Regions from separate parts of the Homo sapiens genome. Here region 1 is linked to region 2. A link is a loop called in an ENCODE intact Hi-C map of the cell type or tissue named here. Cell type or tissue: mammary epithelial cell. All regions are shown on one strand. Links, peaks and the distances in the headings refer to the core of each region. The heading gives the core; the rest is flanking DNA.

The links. Hi-C counts contacts between places; a loop is a spot of excess contacts. Peaks named below come from ENCODE experiments on the same cell type or tissue, not always from the same donor. Only the 100,000 strongest peaks of a DNase experiment are listed, where the experiment ranks them.
Region 1: it touches region 2 in a loop (5-fold over the local background); 25 of 110 quality-filtered maps call a loop at or near these places.

Annotation. Positions count from the first base shown.
Region 1 is chr22:36,364,508-36,372,835 of GRCh38, reverse strand. The region is part of intron 1 of MYH9 (myosin heavy chain 9); the gene reads left to right. Among named protein-coding and RNA genes, the nearest start is that of MYH9, 19 kb to the left of the region's middle. RefSeq lists enhancers at 3,476-3,565, 7,552-7,651, 7,662-7,751 and a silencer at 3,878-4,172. In mammary epithelial cell, for the core only: a CTCF peak has its summit at 4,404; DNase peaks (open chromatin) are centred at 1,455, 2,175, 4,055, 7,665 and 1 weaker place; H3K4me3 peaks cover 194 bases; H3K27ac peaks cover 7,167 bases.
Region 2 is chr22:36,465,823-36,474,150 of GRCh38, reverse strand. It overlaps TXN2 (thioredoxin 2), which reads left to right. Exons shown (of 4, transcript NM_012473.4): 4 at 6,234-7,105. The coding sequence ends at 6,347. Among named protein-coding and RNA genes, the nearest start is that of TXN2, 12 kb to the left of the region's middle. RefSeq lists an enhancer at 3,412-4,248. In mammary epithelial cell, for the core only: CTCF peaks have their summits at 3,166 and 3,728 (motif pointing right); DNase peaks (open chromatin) are centred at 2,450, 3,290, 3,730, 5,960 and 1 weaker place; H3K27ac peaks cover 3,652 bases.

The DNA.
Region 1 (8,328 bases), core at 6-8,005, 100 kb after region 2:
CCTAGACAGCAGGAGAGAAGTCGTTTGCTTATGGGAAAGTTTCCAAAGTCTTGTTGCTCCCCACCCCACCGAGGGCACGAACAGGGCTGGGGGCCCAGGTGGTCACAGTGGCCACCGCTGCCCTTGTGTGTTGCAGATTTGCCGAGCTCCTTGCGTCCTCCCCTCCAGCCTGCTCTTGGGACCTGGATCAGCACCAGGCCTCTCGGGTTTGAGGTTTCACTGGGACAGCTCTGTCACAGTCCTTAATACCTCCCATGATTAAATACAAACTCAGCAAAAACACAATCTAAACCTTAACCTAACTTTTTTTTTTTATTACCTGTCATTTTTTTTTTTTTTTTGAGAGACAGGGTCTCACTCTTTCTTTTGCCCAGGCTGGAGTGCAGTGGCACAATCATAGCTTATTGCAGCCTCAACCTCCTGGGCTCAAGTGATCCTCCCACCTCAGCCTCCCAAGTAGCTGTGACTACAGGTGCACACCACCACACCTGGCTGATTTTAAAATGTTTTGGTAGAGATGGGATCTTGCTATGTTACCCAGGCTGGTCTTGAACACCTGGGTTCAAGTGATCCTCCTGCCTTGACCTTCAAAAGTGCTGGGATTACAGATGTGAGCCACTGCACGTGGTCTGAATTTATACTATTTAAAATTATTTAGTAGCTGTTATATTGGAGGAAGGAGAGGTGGATACAAGGAATAGAGAAAGCAACAGGAAGTGGGGTGTGGGGCAGGGAGTGGGTGACTTCAGAAGCAGCTGCTGGGTTTACATTTCATTTTCATTCAATTTATTTGTTCATTAAATACATATCAGTTGCTAGAGACTGTTCTAGGTTCTGGGGACACATCATTGATTAAGGCAACTGAAGTCCCTGCAGTTTACTCTCTAGTGGCGGAAACAAACAATAATCAAACATACTTACTAGGAAAGTCAAGACAGTAAGAGCTGTAGAGAGCCCAAGCAGATGAGGGGGTATGTTGAGAGGTACTAAATTGCTCAGGCAGCTGGGTGTGGTGGCTTACGCCTGTAATCCCAGCACTTTGGGAGGCCGAGGCGGGCGGATCACCTGAGGTCAGGAGTTCGAGACCAGCCAGGCCAACATGGTGAAACCGTCTCTACTAAAAATACAAAAATTAGCCAGGCATGGTGGTGGGCACCTGTAATCCCAGCTACTTGGGAGGCTGAGGCAGGAAGAATCGCATGAACCTGGGAGGCAGAGGTTGCAGTGAGCCGAGATGGCGCCATTGCACTCCAGCCTGGGCAACAAGAGTGAAACCCTTTCTCAAAATAAAAATACGAATAAAAAAAAATTGCTCAGGCTGCTATGATGAAGTACAAGATTGTGTGGTTAAGCAGCAGACATTTATCCCCTCAGTTCTGGAGGCTGGAAATGCAAGATCAAGGTGTGGACAGGCTTGGTTTCCTTTGAGCCCTCTCTCCTTGGCTCATAGATGGCCGTCTGCCAACTGTGTCCTCACATGGTCTTCGCTCTGTGCACGCACACGCCTGGTGTCTCTTCCTCGTCTTATAAGGACACCAGCCATGGGATTAGGGCCTACCCGAAGGACCTCATTTTAACTTAATTACCTCTTCCAAGGCCCTGTCCTCAAATACCAGTCACATTCTGCGGTACTGGGAGTTAGGGCTCCAACATAATGGATATTTTTGGGAGGGACACAATTCAATCTGTAACAGGGAAGAAGGGAGTAGGGGAGTGTGTTTGTGTCAGCAGAGGGTTCTCTGATCCAGGGACATTCTGTGGATGCCTTCAGATCTGGGGGAGGAGCCCTCCAGGACGGTGCTCTACCGGTTGTTTAATTGCTTTGAGCTCCAGTTTCTGTATCTGTAAATTCTGGTTCATAGAACTATCTGTTAGTGTTCTCTGGGTAGCTAAAGTATGAAATGCTCTCAGCAGTGTCTAGTTCATGATGGACTCCCGATAAGTATCAATGCCCCTCCTGCCCTTCTTCCCACCCCCCACTGCCCACCCCTGGTTCACCAGCGCTTTTTCCTTTTGTCCCACTTTGCTCTCTGCTCCGGGCTTCTACTTCTGATCAAAACACTTGAGAACTGGGTGGGGGCTGCCCTGGCTGCTCCCAGCTCCCAGGCTGCCCTGCCTTCTGCCCAGTGCCTGTGAGCCAATTGTTCTTGGAGGTGGCTCCTCCCCTCTGTTAAGTCATAAGCACTTTTGACACCGGTAAGGAGGAACTGTTGTAGAAAGCTGGTGCAGGACTATAACCTAAACTCCCAGGTACTGGCCCGAGTGTTGGATGGCTGCGGTTCGAGCGTGCGTTGCCAAATGCTTCGCTTATGCCACTGTTCCCAGCGGACTGCTTCATGTCTTAGCAATTCTCTGTGCTGGCTTATGTGCTGGTCTTGCTTCCCCTTTTAGAGGCCTTGTCGCCAGGACCCTTGCATGGTGCCTTGCCCATGGTGAGCACTTGATACATGCTTGAGAAACAGGTGAGGATATTCATACTAGAATGTGGGTGGCACAGACCCTGATGTCCTGGGTAGATGGCTTTATTTCTTTGGCTTCTGAGCCTCACCAGCATGATGGGCGTGTGTCTGGTGCTTAGGTAAATAGGCAGGCACTCTGGACTCAGACCATCTGCCCTAATCTTGGTTCTCCCACCTGCAGGCCCTTTGACCTTGAGTGAGTCATACAATCTTTCTTTGTGCCTCAGTTTTCCTTATCTGTGGAATGAGGAAAATAAATGCCACAGAGGGTTTTGATGCTAATAAAGTATAGCTTTATTGTTTATATGTTTTATCTGTCCACAATTTATCTGGCACAGTGCCAGGTGATATATTTTTATCTGTTTAAAAATTTCAGTCTATTTTTTATATCACGTTACAAAGGTTAAAGTCACTTTCAAGTTATTGCAACAAAAGTCTCTCAATCCCATGAAGGTGGCAGTATTAGTGTTCCTATTTTGTAGCTGGGAATGTTGAGAGTCCAAGAAAACCTACGTGACTAGCCCCAGGTAGCAAGTGAATGATCTAAAATCCTCTCCCAGCTCCTCATTTTCAGGCCAGTTATTTTCCATATCTACTTCCATCGCCTCTCCTGCCTTCTCATCCCACTTCAACCACTATGTGGACAATAGTTGTGAAATTGGGTTTTTGTAGACTTCCACACATAGCCTCACAGTGGTGGTTGCTGGGTCGCGTTACCTAGTTGGCTTTATGGCACCAGCTGTAAATTACAGCCCTCCCTGTTCCATCCTAAGAGACCTGTCGGGTAGACAGCAGGTGAAGGCTGGCAGGCTGGTGTGAGGTCTGGTTAGCCTGGTCCTTGTGGGGAACCTGGGTTTTTGCTGTCCTCCCTCTGAAGAATGGATACCGCCCCCTCGTACCTTCCTAGCCCACCAGCATGCTGTTCTCAGCCCGCCTTCTGCCCAGAGCCGGCCTGCCGCCCACTGTTTCCTGCCTTTGCCAGGGCGAGGGGGAGGTGGGTATATAATGCCAAATGCTCATGAAAAACGCCTCATCATGAGATTAATTACTTGCTGCCGAGCACTGTGGAATTCACGAGTCTCCATCAGCACCTCAACGTCTTCCCCTGAACTCTACCTGGGGTTAGTTCTGTGGACTCTCTGGCTAGAACTTTAAACCTATGTTAGACAGAAAGAAATAGATAGTGGCCACCAGTACGATGCTGAAGATCAGTCTGGCAAAATCCCTCCTGCCATTGACTAGCTGTGTGTCCTGGAGGCTTGATGTCCTCAAAGTGGGGACGCTAGGCTGAGGGCGCTTTCTGGTTGTGAGGCCTGGGTGTGCTGACCTGTGCAGTATCATACACCTTGGAGGACCAGCGTGGTACAGAGGGGCTGCAGAGGGGTGGGTCTCTTCCCTTTTAATACAGGTCACAGGCTTTAATGACCCTTAGGTTGAAATTAGAGCCCCCCCACCCCCACCCCCTTGCCTTACTTCTGGCTTTTACACAAGAATCTGAAGAATGTGATGCTCTATCGCGGACGGGGCAGGCTTCGCAGGCTCTTCCGGGCTTTGCAGGGCAGCCTTTGTTGTGCTGCAGGACCTGGGGCATTCCGAATTGGTTGTGGTTGGGAGTCAGAGACAACTCCAGGCTTATTAAATTCCTGGCTGTTTAGGGCGATATAGACAGCTGGGAGGGGTAAGGGTGGGGAGATAACACTCCTCCACCTCCCAGCACTGTTATCTTAGAGAAATTGGGTTAAAAGTGAGTCTGCTGGAGGGGATTGGTAGCAGACAGGAGGACAGATACTGGTGCTTTGGCCCTGGGCTACTGGAAAGCTTGCGGGTCCACCTCTGCGCTTCTCCTTCCTGATCACGGAGCAACTGCTGTTGACCAGGTCCTATGTGACGCCTTGCCAGATGCTCTGTGTGCATTCGCTGTCTCATTGCACCCCTAGAGGCAGTGGAGCAGAGTGGTTAGGGATGGAAGACCTGGAGCCCCAAGTGAGACCTGCAGGGTACAGACACCGGCAGCTAGTGCCTGTGTGTCCTTCAGCAAGTAAGCCTTCTGGCCTTGTTTCCCCATCTGCAAAACGGGATACCACTAGAATCTACCTCACAAGAGTGCTGTGTGCTAAAGTGAGATTCCTGGTGAAAAGCACTCAGAATAAAGTGCAAGTGGCCGTTATTTAATTACCAACAGGGTCCTGGGAGGTGGGCCTTTTCATTCCCATTGTACAGATGAAGAAAGGGAGGTTCAGGACATTTAAATAATTTGCCGGATTTCCTGAACCAGTGAGGAGAATCCAGCGCTTACCTCCAGGTTGGCCTGACTTCGGCCATATCCCAGCATCCTCTGGGGTGTCTGTATGCAGGCATGTGTGTGTGTGTGTTTGTATATGTGCATGTCTGTTTGCACAGGTCTCTGTGTGCATGTCTCTGCACCTCTGTGTGCACAGATCTTTGCACGTGTCTGTGTGCATGCATATCTGTGTGTGTGCAAGTCTGTATGCACCCATCTTGGACTGGGGAGGGGAGGAGGGGGCCTGGGGCTCTGTCCAGGGCAGGATGGCATTGGCCCAAATCTGGCAGCTCTCTAGAGCAGGGGCCGCTGCTGCTTCCTTCTTTCATGTGCAGCCACAGCTTTGGCCACTTTCAAACCAGACTGTGGCCTGGGCAAAGGAGTGCTGCTTGGTGAGTGGTAAAGTAAGCGGTAGTCACGTTTCTGGGGAAGGACTTGGTAAGGTCATCCTGCCGGCCAGGCTGCCTGCTCAAGGACACTGGGGTTGGCCAGCCTTTCAGACAAGGGTGCTGCCGCAACCCAGTCTAGGAGCGGTAAGTTAATTTTTCTGTAAAGTGCAAAATAAGTGGATTTCATCCTCACTTGTATTTGATCATTTCCCCCGGGGAATGCAGGAGGCTCTGGGATGCTTCTCTGGAAAGCTTGGCATTGCCTGCCATGCCTTCTATATGTCCAGGGCTGGCTGTGTGCTTGCTCATTTGAGAACCGGAGCAAGGGATGGAAATGTCGGGAGGAGAGACCGTTCACCCTTCAGTTTTGGGCTTCTTGTTCCTGGAGTCCAGGGCACCCCAGAGCAGTGCAGGAGAATCGGCCTCCCTCCCGTGCCACGTGGACTCTTGCTATTGGGTTATTCTGTCCACAGCTTTGCTTCCTCAGCGAGATCCTGCTTAACCCTCCGGAGGGTGACGAAGGAAGAGATCCTGCCTCAAGTCTTTGTTCATGTTGCCTTGGTAGAAAAGGAGGCCGCACTAGTGCCCCATTACCTTTGAGCTTGTGACCAGGGGACTCCTAAAAGTCCATGGACCGCACTGCAGAGTCTCTGCGAGCCCCCTAACGTGGTATGCAAGGCGTTCACCACCTCTCACAAGTTCTCAAAGGGGTCCTTGACCACTGACCTAGACAAATAGAAGCTTTGGGTTTTCCATTTGTAGAGTGTGCACACGTGAGTGTCGCATAACGGATGCAGCCTGGGGGCCGTTAGGATCAGGATGGGGGTTTGTTCTAGTCTAAGTTGTGCCACCCCAGGGGTGATCACTTTCCTGGGGCTCATCACTGTAGCTCCAGCACAGTGGCCTTCCCCTCCCTGATGATCCTTCTTGTATTTAAGCCTTTAGAACACCGTCACTTCTGGGTATCTCTTCAGTGTGGGGCTGGGCCTGGAGATGGGAGGGGTGATGTTTCTGATGCCAGACTTGATCTCTTGTTACCTTGGATGCTGAGGAAGGTGGGCTCCTCTTTCGTTCTTGTGCTCTTGCCCCTGCACATCGGCAGGGATGTTCCCGGGAAACCCTGTACCTAGGCAAGTCACTTAGCCTCCCTGAGCCTCTGAGGCTCTCTCCTTTTTTAGGGGGAGGGGCCGCGTGACCCTTCACTTTGCCAAGGCTGGCGGGATCAGATGATGTAAACACCACGAGATGAATGTGTCAGGTGATTGGGTTGCTACAGCTGAGTCTCACTTGCCTGGAGTGGGACACTCCCCCCGACCCCCCACCTCTCACTGAGTTTCCCTTTGGCTTTGGACTTGAGTTTCTGCTTGGCCTGGCTATGTGATCTTAGGCAGATCGTTCCTCTCCTTCCTAGCGTAGATAAGTCACGGTGGTGTTTTTCAAGAACTTTCAAGTGAGATTCATCGGTGGGTCGTGAAGTGAGTGGCAACCAGTTTGTTTGTTTATTTATTTATTTATTTTTGAGATGGAGTCTCGCTCTGTCACCCAGGCTGGAGTGCAGTGGCAGGATCTTGGCTCACTGCAAATTCTGCCTCCCAGGTTCAAGTGATTCTTTTGCCTCAGCCTCCCGAATAGCTGGGATTGCAGGTGCCCACCACCGTGCCTGGCTAATTTTTGTATTTTTAGTAGAAACGGGGTTTTGCCATGTTGGCCAGGCTGTCTTGAACTCCTGACCTCAGGTGATCTGTCCGCCTCAGCCTCCCAAAGCGCCTGGATTATAGGCGTGAGCCACCATGCCTGGCGGGCAACCAGTGTGTTTAGAAATGAAATAAAATAGACTTGAATGGAAAAGAATCAGAGTGAATAGCATGTGTATGTCACATTGTGACAGTTTTGTTAGACATGTTTGTATTTATGACAAAAAGTTTTTAAATTAAAATTTAAAAAAAGGCCGGGTGCGGTGGCTCATGCCTGTAATCCCAGCACTTTGGAAGGCTGAGGTGGGCAAATCACTTGAGGTCAGGGGTTTGAGACTAGCCTGGTCAACATGGTGAAACTCCGTCTCTGCTAAAAATACAAAATTTAGCTGGGTACGGTGGTGCATGCCTGTAATGCCAGCTACTTGGGAGGCTGAGGCAGGAGAATTGCTTGAACCCAGGAGGTTGCAGCGAGCCAAGATTGTGCCACTGCACTCCAGCCTGGGCGACGGTGAGACTCTGTCTCAAAAAAAAATAAAATAAAAAAATAAAAATTACAGCTTAAGATAAATGTTGGGGCCCCAAGGATGAGATGCCCTGGCGCCTCTGGCAGCCCTGACTTAGGGTGGTTCCTGCCTCCAGGCCCGAGCTGAGCTGCATGTTCAGCCAGGGCTGTAAAGGGAGCCCCTTGCCAGATCAGACTCCTTTACTAAAGGGCTTAACAAAATTCTGGGAAATGAGCTACCTTCCTGGGGTGGAATAAATCATGTCGAGTTGGGTTAGGCAGGATGTGACTTCAAACCCTCGAAGTGGGCTGTGTGAGGGCAGCGTCTGTGACTGACTCATTATGAGCTCAGTGGTGACACAGGCTGTCTTGAGAGGAGGCAAAGATCATGGGGGAGGGGCTGGTGTTCGGGGCTGCCCCGAGCCCAGCTCTGGGAGCTTATTTTGTCATCACAGTGGCACTGTGAGTTAGACGATACTCCGATCCAATGCAGAAGTAGGGGCTGGTGGGGGTGGGGGTGGGGGCTGTCAGCTAGACCCACTGGGGCTCCTTGTAGCTGTCCATGGGGGTAGCTGGGATCAGCTCCATTTTACAGGTGGAGAAACTGAGGCTTGGGGCCCAAGTCAAGCTGCAAAGTTTGCTGTTAGTTAAGTGGTGGCTCTGGCATTCCACAGGCAGCCTGTCTACCTCCTGGCTGCGGCTCGTCCTCAGATGCCTTCTGTGAAGGCTGTAAGTGAAAAATCACCATGAGCAGGTCCCTCTCCTTTTGAAGCCCATGATCAGAGTCCACTGTAATGACCGCTTGATCAATGCAGGGAGATTGTTGCTGACCCCTGGCCAGTGATGTGCCTCTTGGAAACAAAATAAAAATTAGTGTACGGCAGATATAGTTATCAGTGAGGCAGGGGGTGGGGCGGAGGGTGAGGACCCTGGATGGCCACAGAGAAGCTATGGCCCATTGTGGGTGGCCCTTGCTGTCTGTCCTGCTAAGGGGAGACAT
Region 2 (8,328 bases), core at 194-8,193:
GCATCTATCTGCCCATTTGGATGCCCCTGGCTTTCCCCTGCCTGGCTATGCCTCGGGTGAGAGCCCGGGCTGGGGCTCCTAGGGCCTCCCACAGGTCACGCGTGGGCTTCAGATGTCTCAGGCCTCCTGGCTCTGCCAGACACTACAGCTTCAGCTTCAGCCAATGTATTCATAACTCTTCAGCAGACACCCCCTGAGGGCCAGCCATGTGCAGGGACTATGGTAACTACTGCAGATGCAAAGAAGCCCACAGGCCCTGCTCCAGTGTCTCGTGGGGTGGCGGGAATGCCGAGGACCGTCCCCGGGAGGCTGTTGTGGGAGTGGGCACTGAAGGCCTGCGGTGAAGCCTGGGAAGTGAGAAGGAGATGCCTCCTGTGGAATCCTCTCAATCTCCCCCCACACCCACCGCTCCCGCCCTGTCCACTGCCTGGGGACTGTGCTGTCACACAGAAAGGCCTCAAGGCTGCTAGGCCCACATCACTTGGTCTCAGCCGTGTTGTTTAGCCAAACCCTGGTCTGACATCATTGCAGGGTTTAGGAAGCTCCAGCCAGGGTTCTTCCTGACCCCCTCCCTCTCTCCCTCCCTTCCTTCTTTCCTTCCTTCCTCTTTTCTTTCTGAAGAGAGCCTGAGGAAGAAGTTTCCTCTGAGAGAACTACAGTGCCCCCCATGATGGCTTTCTTTAAGGCCTAAAATCCTTTTTCTTTTTTGAGATGGAGTCTCGCTCTGTCGCCCAGGCTGGAGTGCAATGGCACGATCTCGGTTCACTGCAACCTCCGCTTCTCAGGTTCAAGCGATTCTCCTGCCTCAGCCTCCCGAGTAGCTGGGATTACAGGTGCCCACGACCACGCCCAGCTAATTTTTGTAGTTTTAATAGAGACAAGGTTTTACCATGTTTGCCAGGCTGGTCTCAAACTCCTGACATCAGGTGATCAGCCCGCCTCGGCCTCCCAAAGTGCTAGGATTGCGGGCGTGAGCCACTACACCTGGCCTAATTTTTGTATTTTTAGTAGAGATGGGGTTTCACCATGTTGACCAGATTGGTCTCAAACTCCTCACCTCAAGTGATTCGCCCACCTCGGCCTCCCAGAGTGCTGGCATTACAGGCATGAGCCACCGCGCCCGGCCACCAAGACTGCATTTCTAACAAGCTCCCAGGTAATGCCAGGGCTGGGTGTCCTGAGCCGACATGGAGAGAAGCCAATGTTCTGAAGGCCCCATACTGACTTTTTCATTCTGAAGGCCCCAGATTGACTTTCTGGTTCTGAAGGCCCCGGACTGACTTTCTGTGGGGAGGAACTGCTCTTTGGAAGGCCGTGTCTCAGCTGCCGCTCTCAGCACAGACTGCTTGCCAGTGAGAAAGTTCATGGACAAATGTATAATGGCATGTGTCCACCATTCCAGCGCCATACAGAACCGTTCCACCGCCCTCGGTTCCCCTGTTTTCCAGCAGTTCACCTCTCCTTCCTGCCCCTCACCCCCTTAACCCCCCAGCAGTCACTGATCTCATTTTTTGTTGTTGTTCTTTTTGAGGATTTTATGTTTTTAGGGCAGTTTTAGGTTCGTGGCAAAATTGAGAGGAAGGGGAAGGTACAGAGACTTCCCATAAGTCCCCTGTCCTCCCGCATGCCCAGCCTCCCACACTATCAACAGCCCATACCAGGGTGGTCCATTTGTCACAACTTATGAACCTACACGGACATCATTATCCCCCAAAGCCAAAAGTTTACATAGGGGATCACTCTTGGTGTTGTGCCTGCTGTGGGTTTGGACAAATGTGTCATAGCCGGTGTCCACATTCTAGCATCATCCAGAGTCATTTCACTGCCTCCATGTCCTCTCTCCTCTGCCTGTTCATCTCTCCTTCCTCCTCCCTCCAGGCCTGGCGACTCTTGATCTTTTCACTGTCTACCTAATTCTGCCAGAATGTTATGTAGTTCATTTTTTCAATAATCGTTTTTCCAAGAACCCTCTCATATCTAAAAGCTTTTACAAAGCACTTGGCATTTTGCATTTGAAGCATGAAATCCTTTAATGCGTCCCCACGTTCTTCCCCCTGCTGGGACTCAGTAGATGTCTCTCTCTCTTTGCTGCTGGGCAGAAGCACAACAGAGTTTGATCCCCTGGACTGCAAAGTCAAACAGATCTTGTTTCAGATCCCAGCTTTTTTTTTTTTTTTTTTTTAGAGGGGGTCTCACTCTTTTCACCCAGGTGGAGTGAAGTGGCGCAATCTCGGCTCACTGCGACCTCCATCTCCCGCATTCAAGCACTTCTCCTGCCTCAGCCTCCCAAAGTGCTGGAATTACAGGCGTGAGCCACCACGCCCGGCCTAATTTTTGTATTTTTGGTAGAGACAAGGTTTCACCACATTGGCCGGCCTTGTCTCGAATTCCTGACCTCAGATGATTCACCTTCCTCAGCCTCCCAAAGTGCTGGGATTACAGGCAGGAGCTGCCGCGCCTGTCCTACACCACATCATTTTGGAACAGTTGCTCACCCTTTGAGCCTCAGTATTCTCATCGTTAAAATGATCCTGCCCACAGCCAGGAGAGTGTGAGATAGTGTATAGAGGTGTTTATATCATTCCTGACACGAAAAAGCACCCAGCATGTGACAGCGATCTTTTCCTTTTAACTCTGCAATGAGCCGAGGAGGAGGTTGCAACATCCCGCAGCACCCAGCACTGTGCCTTTCCCTTGGTAGGCCCTTAGCTGAGTTAACAGATGGATGCCATCGGGGTGGGACAGGAGAAGACATACCAGGACACGGAGCTCAGTGGCGGTGCAGGCGAGCTACGGGTTAGCAGAAAGAGACTGCGCACACGTACACACTCCCCCACTCCTGCCGAGTTCAGAGGGTCTTTATCCAAGGATAGGAGGTTCCAAGTGGCTTCACGGAACAGGACAGGCAACACGTCGTAGCGTATCTTTTCCTCAGCCCCTCAGTTGGCTCAGTCACTGCCTCTTTCACACTCAAAACATTCCAGAAGAATGTGCCAAGGCCCTGTGCACTTCCATGTAAGGCAGTGTTTACAGGCACCGGCACCTCCTGATGTGTGAGCCAGACACAGGAGCAGCAGAGCTTCAGCCGCCTCCTCAGGGTCGAGGGAAGTCCCATTCCAGCTCAGGTTTCCTGTGAGCCCCTAGTGCGGGTAGTGTGTATGTGTGTGTGTGTATATATGTGTGTATGCGTGTGTGTGTTTAAGCTCAACTTCAAAATATCCCCTTGATCAGTAGTGACCAGACCTCCATTGACAGCACATCTGCTGTCTACCTGACACCAGCAGGGTCTGTGCGTGTTCAAGCATGTGTGGAGGTTTACATGAGTGAGATCATTATGGCCTTCATCTGGAGTTCTTTTTTTTTTTTTTTAATATTTTTATGGAGACGACGTCTTGCTATGTTGCCCAGGCTGGTCATGAATTCCTGACCTCAAGCAGTCCTCCTGCCTTGGCCTCCCAAAGTACTTGGGATTACAGGTGTGAGCCACTGTGCTTGTGCCTATCTGGAGTTCTTAAGGAACGCTAAGTCCACTCTCTGAGCCTCTTCAGTGAACTTAGAGTCTTGCCGTGAAAAAAGTTAGGCCACTTCTTATACAGTGGCATAAAGCATATATTTTAATTAAAGGAATAGGACAGTGTGCAGGTGGGAGCCGGTGGCTGAGCTCTCTGCTTCTGCCAAGAGGCTCCGGCTTTGAGGCACTCCAGCTGCCTTTGCAGACCACTAGAGGGCACCAAAGAATGCCTGGGAAGGCCCTGGTGGCTTCAGGCGCTTCCTGGAGCAAACTCTTTCGGGCCCTGCTCTGCCTGGAGACAGGGTTTGCCACCCACATCAGCCCAGGGACAGCCTTTGAAGGGGCCTGAGGCACTAACAAGGACAAGGACTGTGTCCTGTGACCTGCTGTGTTTGTCCCCAAAGTGTCCGTGAGGAGTGGGGTGCAGGGCCTGCCACGTAAAGTTAGTGGGTGAGGGCGGGATGGTCTGGCCTGCGTGCCTTTCCTAACTACCATGTGCATGGTTTTTGAACATTCTGAATCTTACTGGCTTCCAAGATGGGCCGTGGCAGGGCAGCACTGGGATATGTGAAGACCTGGTATGTTTGTGTGAATCTCTGCTCTTACTTTGTAGTTTAATTTGTATGTAAGAAAAGTCTGTGTTTATCTTGTTCTGTTTATTTTTATTTATTTATTTTGAGGGGGGGAACAGAGTCTTGCTCTGTCGCCCAGGCTGGAATGCAATGGCACAATCTCAGCTCAGTGCAACCTCTGCCTCCCGGGTTCAAGCGATTCTCCTGCCTCAGCCTCCCGAGTAGCTGGGACTATAGGCATGCCCCACCACGCCCGGCTAATTTTTGTATTTTTAGTAGAGACGGGGTTTCACCATGTTGGTCAGGCTGGTCTCGAACTCCTGACCTCAAGTGATCTGCCCGCTTTGGCTTCCCAAAATGCTAGGATTACAGGCGTGAGCCACAGCGACCGGCCTATCTTGTTCTGTTTAAATGGTTTTCTCAAATGCCCACGAATGCCAGGCAGGGATCCCAGGCAGCAGAGACCTCACAATGCCAGTCTGGTGGGCCACAGCCTCATCCACGTTCCACATAACCTATGCAGGTCCCTGAGGGAACTGAGTAAATGCTTCACAGACCAAGAATGTTGTCCTTGCCATCTGCCTGCAACCTGCTAATAAGCGTCAGGTTGTGTATGGCCAAGCCTCTCCTCTCATGCTGTCCAGTAGAAGTCCCTGAGTTTCTGGACCCTGTCACTCATCACAGCAGCAAGCTAATGTGCTCTCGTGGGGCCTGTGTTGGACTTTTCCTTGTGCCCTCTGTAGCCACTGTTTTTTGAATGCCCACAGTATGCCAGGCACAATGCCAGGTTCCTAAGCTTATTTGCCGGGCGCTGTGCTGAGCCTTTACTTGCGTTATTTCATTCAGCTTTCATGCCCTCTAATGGCAGTGCCCTTAGTATCTCCATCCTGCATCTGAGAACACTGAGGCTTAGTGACTGAGGGGCGTGCCCCAGCTCACCTGGCTGGTAGGAGCCGGATTGCGTCCGCCAGAACCTGAGCTCTGCTTTATTTATGTATTTATTTATTTATTTATTTATTTATTTATGAGATGGAGTCTCACTCTGTCACCCAGGCTGGAGTGCAGTGGTGCAATCTCCACTGACTCCAGCCTCCACCTCCCAGGTTCAAGCAATTCTCTCACCTCAGCCTCCCAAGTAGGTGGGATTACAGGTGCCTGCCACCATGCCCGACTAATTTTTGTATTTTCAGTAGAGACAGGGTTTCACCATGTTGGCCAGGCTGGTCTCGAACTCCTGACCTCAAATGATCTGCCCACCTCAGCCTCCCAAAATGCTGGGATTACAGGTGTGAGCCACCGCGCCCAGCCTGAGCTCTGCTTTATACTCAAATCTTTCTCTTTTTTTTTGAGGCAGGGTCTCTGTCACCCAGGCTGGAGTGCAGTGGCACAATCACAGCTCACTGAAGCCTCAGTCTCCCAGGCTCAAGCGATCCTCCTGCCTCAGCCTCCCGAGTATGGGAGTACAGGCATGTACCACCATGCCTGGCTAATATTTTGGGGGGGTTTAGTAAACAAAGGGTCTCACTATATTGCCCAAGCTGGTCTGGAACTCTTGAACTCAAGCAATCCTCCAGCCTCAGTCTCCCAGAAGGCTGGGATTATAGATATAAGCCACTGTGCCCAGCCTATACTTGAATCTTTAATGTTCATCCCAAACCCTAAAGGTAGACATTACCCCCATTTTATGGAAAAGGACACTGAGGCTCAGAAAGGTGCTGTGACCCGGCCAAGGCCCCCTTGCTAGTGAGTGCAAAGCCAGGACTCGAACTGTCCCCCAGCTTCTGTCTCCTCCTGGGCCAGGCTTCCCCTGAGCTCCTCCCTGCCCCCAGCCCTGGCCTGCAGCTGCAAGGGTTATTTTCATCTCTCCTGTCATTCCAGCAAAACCACTGGGCCAGTGAGTCAGTCTTGTGGTTAAGGGAGGAAGGGTACTGTTGGGAGCCCGCAATGGAAGACGTTTCTTCAGCGGGTGGCCCCCGGGCCCTGCAGTACCCCTGCACCGAGAGAAGAGCCATGTTCCTCTAGGCCTGCCCATGGCTTTGGGAAGTCAGTGCCCTGGATAAGCCACCAGCCTTCCCCACAAAGGCTCAGGAGTGGCAGTTGAGAAGTATTCACTCCCAATTCACTTGGACCCCCTTGTCCTCTCCACCCAGGTGTCAGCGGTGCCCACTGTGCTGGCCATGAAGAATGGGGACGTGGTGGACAAGTTTGTGGGCATCAAGGATGAGGATCAGTTGGAGGCCTTCCTGAAGAAGCTGATTGGCTGACAAGCAGGGATGAGTCCTGGTTCCCTTGCCCGCGTGGGACCCCAATAGAACTCAGCCCTTCCATGCCAGCCCTTCCTGCTGCCTCCCTCCTGTCTGGCTCCTGGGGCCCATGCTTAGAGCCCAGGCTCCAGCCCTGAGTGCTTCCGAGCTGGCGGACTGCCCAGGGGCCATCAGAGGATGGTGGTGCTGCTGCTGATCCGGGGACCGCTGTCTTCCCTCCCATACGCCTTTCATCCCTCCTTCTAGGGCCTATGGCAGTTCTCCCAGGATGTGTGGCGAGAGCCTGGGCCAGCCCACAGCGTTCCTAGTCAGGCAGCCACACCTTGGTCCTCATCTTGGTCCCTTCCAATCTGAAACCTCGTGCCTGGCTCGTCTGCCACCTACATTTCTCTTTCCAGCTGCTGTTTTGTAAAAAGAAAAAGAAAAAAGAAGCCCAAACTAGTGAGAGTAATATCTAATTATCTCATTTTTTGTAGGTCTGTGATAAAGAACTTAGTCATCCCTTCCACCTCCTACTGTGAAGAACAGACCCTGGGTCCCACACTGAAATCCCCTCTAGTCACCCATTCCCACCCCCCAGGGAGCTGCCTCCCAGGCAGGGGGTGCAGAAAATGATTGATGGGCTGGGGAACCCTGGAGAGCCTCGACTCCGGAAGTCTCAAGGTGCCTCCTCCTCTCCTTAGCTGGCCCGTTGGTTTTCTGAGCAGGGGGCTGAACTGTGAACAAGTCAGACAAATAAAGCAAGGGTCTGCACCATCTGCAATGTCACATCTGTGTGGGCTCAGAGCACTTGTCACCCTTTCCCAGGGGGCTTGTCCACTGTCCCCACATCCTCCCCTAACTCCACAACACTCTCTCCAACCAGCCCTTCCTGTTCACTAACATGCTTGTCAGCAGTGGCTGCTATTCTAAGGATGCCATGTGCCAGTCCTCGTGCCCTCCTAAGGCAAGAGGCTGTTGTCCCCATTACCCCGATGTAGACACTGTGGCTCATGGGATGCAGAGCTGGGGTTTCTATCCAGACGTGGTTGCCTCTGAAACCTGGGCTCCCACAGCTGATCCCCTTGACCCTTCTGAGGCCTCCCCAACTGACAGGGCTCCTGGCTGCCCCAGCAGGTGCCTGGCCCTGTGGGGATCAGGCTATCCTTCCCATGGGTGCCTGCAGGAACTTCTGGGCCTTGGGACCAGACAACCCCTCTTGGCCCCCAGCTCCCCTTGGCCATAGAGGAGTGTGCCAAGGGAGCCAGGCTTGCCAGTCAAGAAAGCCTTCCTTCCGTCTGCCTTGCTCCTAGGGCCAAGCTGTCATTAGGGCTCGGTTGCCTGGATGAGGCCCCAGCTTCCTGTGAATCAGGTGCTTGGCGGCAGGGGGATCCTGACACCCTACTCCGTGGCCCCAGGGATGCCATGGGGCTGGTATTGCTCTGTTCTCAGAGGCTCACCCTGTTCTATTAGAACTGTCTGCATTCTCCAGGGGCCCACCCAAGGACTGCCTTGGGAAGGCTGCCGAGACCGAGGGAGGAGAGGGGCCCGTGGCCTCTGAAGGACCCCAGACCCTGGGGTCTGTCACAAGCACATGGAGGGGACAAAACCAGCAACTGGCGTCAGTGGAGACGGAAGCTGGTGGAGTGAACATCCTGCAAAGGCCAAAAGCCCTGGTTAAGATGAGCAGGACCTGCCCAGACTCAGGAGGCACCTCCCAGGTACCTGGCACTGTTTTGAGGGTCTCAGCTCAGCACAGCCCCGCGGGAAGGCGTTGCCCTTCAGATTCCACCTGAGACCTGCCCCGAGAGGTTGAGGAGCCTTCCCCAGGTCACAAAGCCCCTGAGTGGCTGAGCTGGGATTCAAGGCCAGGCAGCCTTCCACACCCACCCCCAGGAACCACCCTCGCTGCCTCCTGTCATCTGATAGAAGGTGGCGTGTGTGTGATCTTCATCTCACAACAGGCAACAAGGCAAGTGGTGTCAGCTCATTTGACACAGTG